2 separate regions of the Homo sapiens genome follow, and region 1 is linked to region 2. The links are chromatin contacts, found by Hi-C or POLR2A ChIA-PET in ENCODE. All regions are on one chromosome and are shown on one strand. The core of a region is the stretch at or near the end of the contact, and the rest is flanking DNA. Distances in the headings are between cores, read along the strand shown. Region 1 has its middle 22 kb from the start of SPNS3. Region 2 overlaps ANKFY1 (ankyrin repeat and FYVE domain containing 1).

The links. Hi-C counts contacts between places; a loop is a spot of excess contacts on that map. ChIA-PET counts read pairs that join two places held with the same protein, here RNA polymerase II (POLR2A). Pooled maps may share reads with other maps.
Region 1: a pooled map shows a loop between it and region 2 (2.5-fold over the local background). The contact joins two enhancer-like sites. A Hi-C loop is called at or near these places in 6 of 50 pooled maps. POLR2A ChIA-PET finds 5 or more read pairs at or near these places in 8 of 52 experiments (GM10248, HCT116, OCI-LY7 and 5 more).

What each region holds. Positions count from the first base shown.
Region 1 is chr17:4,409,701-4,414,285 of GRCh38, reverse strand. No RefSeq gene overlaps it. Among named protein-coding and RNA genes, the nearest start is that of SPNS3, 22 kb to the left of the region's middle. RefSeq lists an enhancer at 1,093-1,594. Within about 2 kb of position 1,250, at least 2 of the 41 ENCODE cell types and tissues checked have a DNase peak (open chromatin) inside an H3K27ac peak, as active enhancers do.
Region 2 is chr17:4,158,919-4,163,854 of GRCh38, reverse strand. It overlaps ANKFY1 (ankyrin repeat and FYVE domain containing 1), which reads left to right. Exons shown (of 25, transcript NM_001330063.2): 25 at 1-34. Among named protein-coding and RNA genes, the nearest start is that of CYB5D2, 18 kb to the right of the region's middle. Within about 2 kb of position 1,800, at least 15 of the 41 ENCODE cell types and tissues checked have a DNase peak (open chromatin) inside an H3K27ac peak, as active enhancers do.

The DNA of each region.
Region 1 (4,585 bases), core at 1-2,500, 250 kb before region 2:
CAGGAGGCTGAGGCAGGAGAATCGCTTGAACCCAGGAAGCGGAGGTTGCAGGGAGCGAGATCGTGCCATTGCACTCCAGCCTGGGCAACAAGAGCGAAATTCCATACACACACACACACACACACATACACACACACACACACATTAGCCAGATGTGGTGATGGGCGCCTGTAATCCCAGTTACTCGGGAGGCTGAGGCAGGAGAATCACTTGAACTCTGGAGGCAGAGGTTACAGTGAGCCAAGATCGTGTCATTGCACTCCAGCCTGGGTGGCAGAGTGAAACTCCAAAAAAAAAAAAGAAAGAAGCCGGGCGCGGTGGCTCACGCCTGTAATCCCAGCACTTTGGGAGGCCGAGGCGGGCGGATCACGAGGTCAGGAGATTGAGACCATCCTGGCTAACACAGTGAAACCCTGTCTCCACTAAAAATACAAAAAATTAGCCGGGCGTGGAGGCGGGCGCCTGTAGTCCCAGCTACTCGGGAGGCAGAGCTTGCAGTGAGCGGAGATCGCGCCACTGCACTCCAGCATGGGAGTCAGCGAGACTCCGTCTCAAAAACAAAAAAAAAGAAAGAAAGAAAGAAAGCGGGAAGGCAGGAGAGACAGAGAGAGAGAAAAACAGAGAGAGAGAGAAGGGAGGGAGGGGGGAGGGAGGGAGACAGAGAGAGAGAAGGAGAGGAAGGGAGGGAGGGAGGGAAAAAGAGAAAGAAAAAAGAAAAGAAAGGAAAGGAAGGAAGGAAGGAAGAAGGAAAGAGAAAGCAAGCAAGCAAGCAAGCAAGCAAGCAAGCAAGCAAGCAAGCAGGTCGGCACTGGGACTTCTCCACGGGATGCAGTGATGTGAGTGGACAAACTCAAGTTTCTGGCAGCCCTCGAGGCAAGTCCCAGGTCTGATGCCCGGTGGCCACCAGGTGGCGCTGAAGTCTAAGCTGAGAACCTTCACTAAGGGGCCGTTCCGTGGCAGGGCCGAAGCGTCCACCAAGAGACGCTCCAAGAACACTTGGCTTCAGCGTTTGCCTTCTAGGGGCGACCTTGAAGTGGGGGAGGGGTCTCCAGTGAGAGGCATCAGGCATAGGACCAGGGGCCGGACCCTGCGTTGTCTCTGGCCTCGGTCTTCTCATCTGTCCATAGGGTGTGGATTCACTGTCCAGGTTCCTCTAGCTCAGACCCTTCCTCTGTGGGCAGAATCAGGGCAGGAGGAAGGAGGACGGAAAAGGGGAAGAGGCTCAACTTTCCTCCTCTCTTCTGCTCTCCAGGGCCCTTCCCTTGGGGCAAGGACATGTGGCTTCCGGGGTGTGTTCCTGGTGCCCACACATTCGAGAACTTGCCATTGACAGGCTATAGGCATTATCATTCTGCTGTGATGAGGTGGAAACAATTGTATCCCATCGAAGTCATCTTGCAGGGCTTGGGGAACTCGTGGAAGAGGTGGGGAGGTGGGGAAATCAATCTTTTTTTTTTCTTTTTTTCTTTTCTTTCTTTCTTTTTTTTTTTTTTTTTTTTTTTTGAGACGATGTTTCGCTGTTGTTGCCCAGGCTGGATTGCAATGGCGCGATCTTGGCTCACCGCAACCTCCTCCTCCCGGGTTCAAGTGATTCTCCTGCCTCAGCCTCCCAAGTAGCTGGGATTACAGGTGCCTGCCACTACACCCTGTTAATTTTGTATTTTTAGTAGAGATGGGGTTTCTCCATGTTGGTCAGGCTGGTCTCAAACTACCGACCTCAGGTGATCCACCCGCCTCGGCCTCCCAAAGTGCTAGGATTACAGGCGTGAGGCACCGCGCCCAGCCAGAAATGTATTTTTTTAAACAAACAAATGTGAAAACCGTTATTAGTTCAGGGGCCAAAAAAAAACAAAAAAAACAGGCCATCAGCCATGCTTCCAGCAGGCCAGAGTTCACAGACCCTTGATATAGAGGAAAACTCATGATAAGCCACTTGGGATCTCAAGTATTCATTTAAGAGAGGAGACTCAGGGAAAGATGCTGACCCGTGAAGGTCATCACTTTCCTTCCTTAATGCAAAACACACACGTACAAAAAACACGGGCCATCATCTGCTGCGCATGCGTCCAAGGCAGAGCTCCGCTTGGCCCAGAAGCCCAAGACCGCAAATCACCAGCAAGAATGCATTTTACTGCACACATCAAAGGTGGAAATGGGTAAAGTTGGCCGGGCGCAGTGGCTCACGCCTGTAATCCCAGCACTTTGGGAGGCCGAGGTGGGTGGATCACTTGAGGTCTGGAGTTCAAGACCAGCCTGGGCAACATGGCAAAACCCTGTCTCTACTAAAAATACAACAGTTAGGCCAGGCGCGGTGGCTCACGCCTGTCATCCCAGCACTTTGGGAGGCCAAGGTGGGTGGATCACGAGGTCAAGAGTTAGAGACCAGCCTGGCCAATATGGTGAAACCCCGTCTCTACTAAAAAAATACAAAAATTAGCTGGGCATGGTGGCGCACGCCTGCAATCCCAGCTACTCGGGAGGCTGAGGCAGGAGAATCGCTTGAACCTGGGAGGCGGAGGGTGCAATGAGCTGAGATCGTGCCACTGCACTCCAGCCTGGGCAACACAGAGAGATTCTGTCTCAAAAATAATAATAATAATAATACAAAAATTAACCAGGTGTGGTGGCAGGTGCCTGTAATCCCAGCTACTCAGGAGGCTGATATGGGAGTATTGCTTGAGCCCAGGAGGTCAAGACTGCAGTGAGCCATGATCACACTACTGCACTCCAGCCAGGTGACAGAGTGAGACCCTGTCTCAAAAATAAATAAAAATAAATTAGCTGACCATGGTGGTACACACCTGTAGTCCCAGCTTCTCGGGAGACTGATATGGGAGAATCCCTTGAGCCCAGGAGGTTGTTGAGGCTGCAGTGAGTGAGCTATGACACTGGGTGACAAAGCAAGATCCTATCTCAAAAAAAAAAAAAAAAAAAGTGGAAGCACCTCGTACGCCCAACTGAAGAATAGATAAACAAATTGAGGTGCTTCTGATGTATCCACACAATGGAATGGGCATAAAAAGGAATGAAGTACTGCAACATGCTACCATTTGAATGAACCTTGAAAATATTAGGTGAAGTGAAAGAAGCCACTCAGAAAAGGCCATATATATATTTTTTTTTTTTTTTTTTTTTTTTGAGACAGAGTCTGGCTCTGTCACCCAAGCTGGAGTGCAATGGCGCAAACTCAGCTCACTGCAACTTTCTAGGTTCAAGTGATTCTCCCTGCCTCAGCCTCCCAAGTAGCTGGGGTTACAGGCATGCACCACCATGGTCAGCTAATTTTTGTATATTTTTTAGTAGAGACAGGGTTTCGCCACGTTAGCCAGGCTGGTCTCGAACTACTGACTTCAGGTGATCTGCCTGCCTTGGCCTCCCAAAGTGCTGGGATTACAGGCATGAGCCACTGCACACAGCCAAGGCCAGATACTATGTGATTCCATATATATATCAGCATTATTGAAATATAATGTGCATACCATGTTCATTTAAGGTGTACAATTCAATGTTTTTTGGCATACTCACAGGTCGGTACAACCATGACCACAATCAACTTTAAAACATTTTCAGCTGGGATCAGTGGCTCATGTCTGTAATCCCAGCACTTTCAGAGGCCGAGGCAGGTGGATCACTTGAGCTCAGGAGTTCGAGACCAGCCTAACCAACATGGTGAAACCCCGTCTCTATTAAAAATACAAAAATGAGCTAGGTGTGTTGGCAGGTGCCTGTAGTCCCAGCTATTCAGGAGGCTGAGGCAGGAGAATCTCTTGAACCCGGGAGGCGGAGGTCGCAGTGAGCCGAGATCACCCCACTGCAATTCAGCCTGGGCAACAGAGGGAGACTCCGTCTCAAAAAAAAAAAAAAAAATTCATTACCTCAAAAAAAGCCCTGTGCCCATTAGCAGTCACTCTCTACCTTCCCCCAACTTTTCCTCCCTCCCTGACCCTGGCAACGGCCAACCTACTTTCTGTCTCTGTGGATTTGCCTGTTCTGGACATTGTATATCAATGGAATTATACAATATCTGGCCTTTTAAGAGTGGCTCCTGGCTGGGTGTGTGGCTCATGCCTGTAATCTCAGCACTTTGGGAGGCTGAGGCAGGTGGATCGCCTGAGGTCAGGAGTTCGAGACCAGCCTGACCAATATGGTGAAACCCCATCTCTAATAAAAATGAAAAATTAGCCGGGCATGGTGGTGGGCGCCTGTAGTTCCAGCTACTGGGGAGGTGGAGACAGAAGAATTGCTTGAACCTGGGAGGCGGAGGTTGCAGTGAGTCGAGATTGTGCCACTGCACTCCAGCCTGGGCCACAGAACGAGACTCCTTCTCAAAAAAAAAAAAAAAAAAGAGTGGCTCTTTTCACTTGCCAAGATGTTCTCAAGTTTCATCCATGTTACAGCACGTCAGTATGATTCCTTTTTGTGGCCTAATCATATTCCACTGTGTGAATACACCGTAATTTGTTGAGCCATTCTTTGGTTGGACAGATGAGTTGCTTCCATTTTTTTGCTATTACGAATAATTGCTGCTACAAACATTCATGTCAAAGTTTTTGTGTGAGCATGTTTTCAATTTACTGGGTATATC
Region 2 (4,936 bases), core at 551-3,050:
GTACCAATAAGCATTAAAAACAAATTTTAGAAAACTCCTGACGTGAATAAGTTTCTTGACCAGCTGCCCTCCAGAAAGTTTGAATTCCAACATTTTTCAGGAACATGCTGTTGACAGCAGTAAAAGTAGCTATTTTATGTATGTATTTTTAATTTTTAAAAGTTTCAGTAGGTTTTTGGGGTTCAGGTGGTGTTTGGTTACGTGAGGTTCTTTAGCGGTGATTTCCAGGATTTTGGGGCACCCATCACCCAAGCAGTGTACACTGGACCCTTTTATCCCTCACCCCAACCCTTTCCCCTGAGCCCCCAAAGTCCACTGTATCATTCTTAATGCCTTTACGTCCTCATGGCTTAGCTCCCGAAAAGTAGTTATTTTAAACATACTAGCTGCCTGAACTTACTGTGCCCTTGGCCCAGATTTCAGCTCATAGCACCGAGCGTGATCACTGAGGCAGTCTCAGTCACCGTCACCTGACCCCTCTGAAGTTCTCAAGAGGATCCACTCATGAGGAGCTTTCTGCTGGCCGAGGCGTGAAGGGCGACTGGCACTGTGGGTTTCAGAGAATGCTAAGGACAGTTTCAGGCCTTGCAAATTAAAACCTAGTGATCCATAAAGCCCCTGTACAAATCACTACCAATCAAGCAGCTCACGTGGCCCTCACGCTGTCCTGAGCAAATGTATTCCCTTTTTCCTGTCTTCCATTTTGCTTACCCCTAGGTCAGACTAGCTGTGGTGATTGATAGAGCTCATAAAGCTCATTCTCCAGTGGCTTTTCTCCTAGTTAATATGCATGTGAAGTGTTTCCACAGGACAATCCCAAGTAATCCTCACAGCTGCCCTTGAGGCGAACAGTGCTAACCACGCTGTCACTGGTTATGATAAGCGAAGCACAAACAGTAACCAGGCACATCAACTTCCACACGTTTGCCCAGCCAGGGAGAGCACTGGGTTTTAGTTCTGCTTTTTTATTCATGAGCTGAGAGTTCTGGGCGAGTTTCCTAACTTCTTTGCCTCTGTTTCCCTATCTACATAATGGGGGCGGGACTGTAGTCCTTAACTGACAGGGTTGCCTGGAGGAAGGTGATCAGTAATGTGTCCTTCTCATCCAAGTACCCGGATTCTGGTGTGTGCACCGCAGGCTCTTCTGGCAGTATCTGCTGCCACCGGAAGAAATCTGGGGGCTCTGGCAGTAGGAAGTACTCTCAAGGCTAGGGTCCAGCCTAGGGTTGTTGCCCTTCTCTGAGGCACCCACAGACTTCTGAGCAGGCACAGTCCTAACCTCCCCATTGGGGCCAGCTTTCAGAGTACAGCTTTGCCTAGAGCAAAGTGAGTGTGGGGCGGGGCGGGGGTCACGCAGTGGCTCAGCTGTGACCAAAAAACGTCAGACTCTTCACTCTTAGATGTTTATAGAAAACTGTAATCTCAGAATGAAAAGGCAAATGTTGAAACTTCTTTCAAGATGACTTCTTTATTTTTGGGTTTTGTTTGTTTGTTTTGGGAGAGTCTCTCTCTGTCGCCCAGGCTGGAGTGCAGTGGTGTGATCTCGGCTCACTGCAGCCTCCACCTCCCCAGTAGCTAGGACTGCAGATGCGTACCACCACACCCAGCTAATTTTTGTATTTTAGTAGAGATGGGGTTTCACCATGTTGGCCGGGCTGGCCTCCATCGAACTCCTGGCTTCAAGAGATCCGCCCACCTTGGGCTCCCAAAGTGCTGGGATTATAAGCGCCCGGCCTCCTTCACAATGTTGGAGTGGAGTGCAGCTGCAAAGGCTTTGCCTTGACACTGTGCTCACTGGTGTGGCAGAGATCAGACTCGCATCACAAAGCCCAGCTCTGTCACCCGACGGTTGATGTAACTATTAGAAGAGGTGGGGAGATATTTATGCCCCTTTTCTGGGCCATAAAATGGGAACTTCTCAAGGCAGGCATAGAGATTAAATGAGAACAAGGCCTGGCCCAGCATAGTTGCCCAATATGTATGTTTTCTCCTTCCCTTCCTTCTGCCAGCAAGTCTAACTGCATGCTCAGCCTAAGCTGAGCTTATCTGTGGCTTCCATCAGGGCCTTGCCCTTCCTCCCCCATGGTTTTGCCCAGGGCCACCTGTACTGGAGAGGGAAAGGCCAGGCATTTCTCCAGTAATTACCAGCTTCTCATGGCTGAGCCCTTCAGGCCATTAAAATGACAACCTACTCTTGCTGAACCTAATTCTTTGCTGAATCCTTTGCCCTGACATGAGAGATGTGTTACCAGATTAAGTAGGAAGGTAAGTACCATAAGGTAAGTATCAAAAAGGAAATGAATTCTCAACTGAGCAAGGAACAGAGCAGGCTGCTGAAGCCAGCCAAGTCTGTCCTGGAGCCTGCACGCAGGGCTCTTGCATCAGTCAGAGATCAGGTACCCTCTAGGCACGGCCAGAGCCCGCAGCTGGCTGGAATGACTAATGCTCCTTTTTGTTTGTTTGTTTTTTGAAGGATCAGAACATCTTGGGACCTGGCCCTCACACTCTCCCTGCATTCCTACCGCAAGGACAGCCTCTGGCTGCTCTACTGGGTTTATTCCACCATACTATAAGCCCCCTGAGGTCGGAAGCCTTGCTTCCTCGACCACCCAACCCTAACGTGATGCCTGGCACATAGTAGGTTCTTGGTAAGTTATTTGCTGAATGACTAAGGAGGACTAAATCATGGGCAGTAACTAGTTTCCAGTTAGCATGGAGTTGGGGGCTGTTTCTGGTTAATAGAGAAGTCTCAGCACTGAGCTCAGGGACTGCCTAGAACTCAGAAGAAAATCCTAATTTCAGCTCTTCTTTCTGTCTGCTCCTGGTCCTGCCCCAGGGAGGGCAGAGACATACAGAAATATGGAGGAGTGAAAATGGCACCGAATCAGGCATCCAGAGCTTTGAGTTCTAGGCTCAGGTCCATGCTCAGTGACTTAAGTTCTATGTGCCTTTATTGCCTTATCTCCAAAAAGTGCGGTGGCTCACGCCTGTAATCCCAGCACTTTGGGAGGCCGAGGTGGGCAGATTGCTTGAGCCCAGGAGTTGGAGACCAGGCTGGGCAACAAGGTAAAACCCCATCTCTACAAAAATAAAAAACTAGCCGGGCATGCTGGTACGTGCCCATCATCCCAGCTACTCGGGAGGCTGAAGTGGCAGAATCTTTTTGAGCCCGGGAGGTCAAGGCTGCAGTGAGCTATGATCACGCCACTGCACTCCAGCCTGGGCAACAGAGTAAGACCCTGTCTCAAAAAAAGAAACAACTCTGCACGAACTTCCCACACGCTAGGTGCGGTGGATATAGGGGTACAGCGCTGAGTAAAGTGGATTATAGGGGCATGGTGCTGAGTCACGTGGATATAGGGGTGAGGAGCTGAGTCACATGGATATGGGGTAAGGCTCTGAGTCATGTAGATATAGGGGTACAGCGCTGAGTAATGTGGATTATAGGGGTACGGCACTGAGTAAAGTGGATTATAGGGGTACGGAGCTGAGTTGCGTGAATGTAGGGGTACAGCGCTGAGTTGTGGATATAGGGGCACAGAGCCGAGTCGTGGATATCGGGGTATGGAGCCGAGTCGTGGATACAGGGGTACGGCGCTGAGTCATGTGGATACAGGGGTACGGAGCTGAGTCATGTGGATTATAGGGGTACGGAGCTGGGTCGTGGATATAGGGGTACGGAGCTGAGTCATGTGGATTATAGGGGTACGGAGCTGAGTCATGTGGATATAGGGGTACGGAGCTGAGTCGTGGATATAGGGGTACGGCGCTGAGTCATGTGGATTATAGGGGTACAGAGCTGAGTCATGTGGATATAGGGGTACGGCGCTGAGTCATGTGGATATAGGGGTACGGCGCTGAGTCATGTGGATATAGGGGTACGGACAGTCGTGGATTATAGGGGTACAGAGCTCAGTCATGTGGATATAGGGGTACATAGCTGAGTCATGTGGATATAGGGGTACGGAGCTGAGTCATGTGAATATAGGGGTACGGAGCTGAGTTGTGGATATAGGGATATGGAGCTGAGTCGTGGATATAGGGGTACGGAGCTGAGTCATGTGGATATAGGGGTATGGAGCTGAATCACACTGGGGCTCTGTCCTCAGAGTGTCTGAGGTCCAGTGCAAGAGGTTGATAGGAAGTTCATGGTAAGAGCCCACTGTGATATGAGCACAGCCATGGAGCAGGGAAAGTGCGTCTATAGCTCACTGCTGGCCCAACAGTTAATGAAGGCTCCCAAGAGGGGCCTGATTGAGCTGAATATTGAAGCAATACGGGGTGGATTAATTCAACGGAGGAAGAAGCGTCATTCCAGGCAAAAGAAACAGCTTGTGTGAAGGCACTGCAGACATAACGCAGTGAGAGGGAGGCTGGACAGGAGGTGCACATGGGAGGAGATGGGAAAGGTACAGGCCTAAGAGGAGAGAGGCCACAGAAGGGCCTCGTGTGGCACGCAGCAGAGGAGCTGGCACTCAGTCCTTATAGATCAGGGGAGCCCCTGAGGAGGCTTAAATGGGGGATGCCTTGATCATCTTTAAGAAAGAGCTTGGCCAGGTGCGGTGGCTCACGCATGCAATCCTGGCACTTTGGGAGGACGAGGTGGGTGGATCACAAGGTCAGGATTTCGAGACCAGCCTGACCAACATAGTGAAACCCCATCTCTACTAAGAGTACAAAAATTAGCTGGGTGTAGTGGCACGTGCCTGTAATCCCCAGCTACTTGGGAGGCTGAGGCAGGAGAATCGCTTGAACCCAGGGAGTGGAGGTTGCAGTGAGCCAAGATTGTGCCACCGAGGTTGCAGTGAGCCGAGATCGCGCCACTGTACTCCAGCCTGGGCAAAAGAGCAAGACTCCATCTCAAAAAAAAAAAAAGAAAGAAAGAAAGAAAGAAAGACGGCTCCCAGCAGTGTGGAGGAGGGATTGGAGGGAGGGA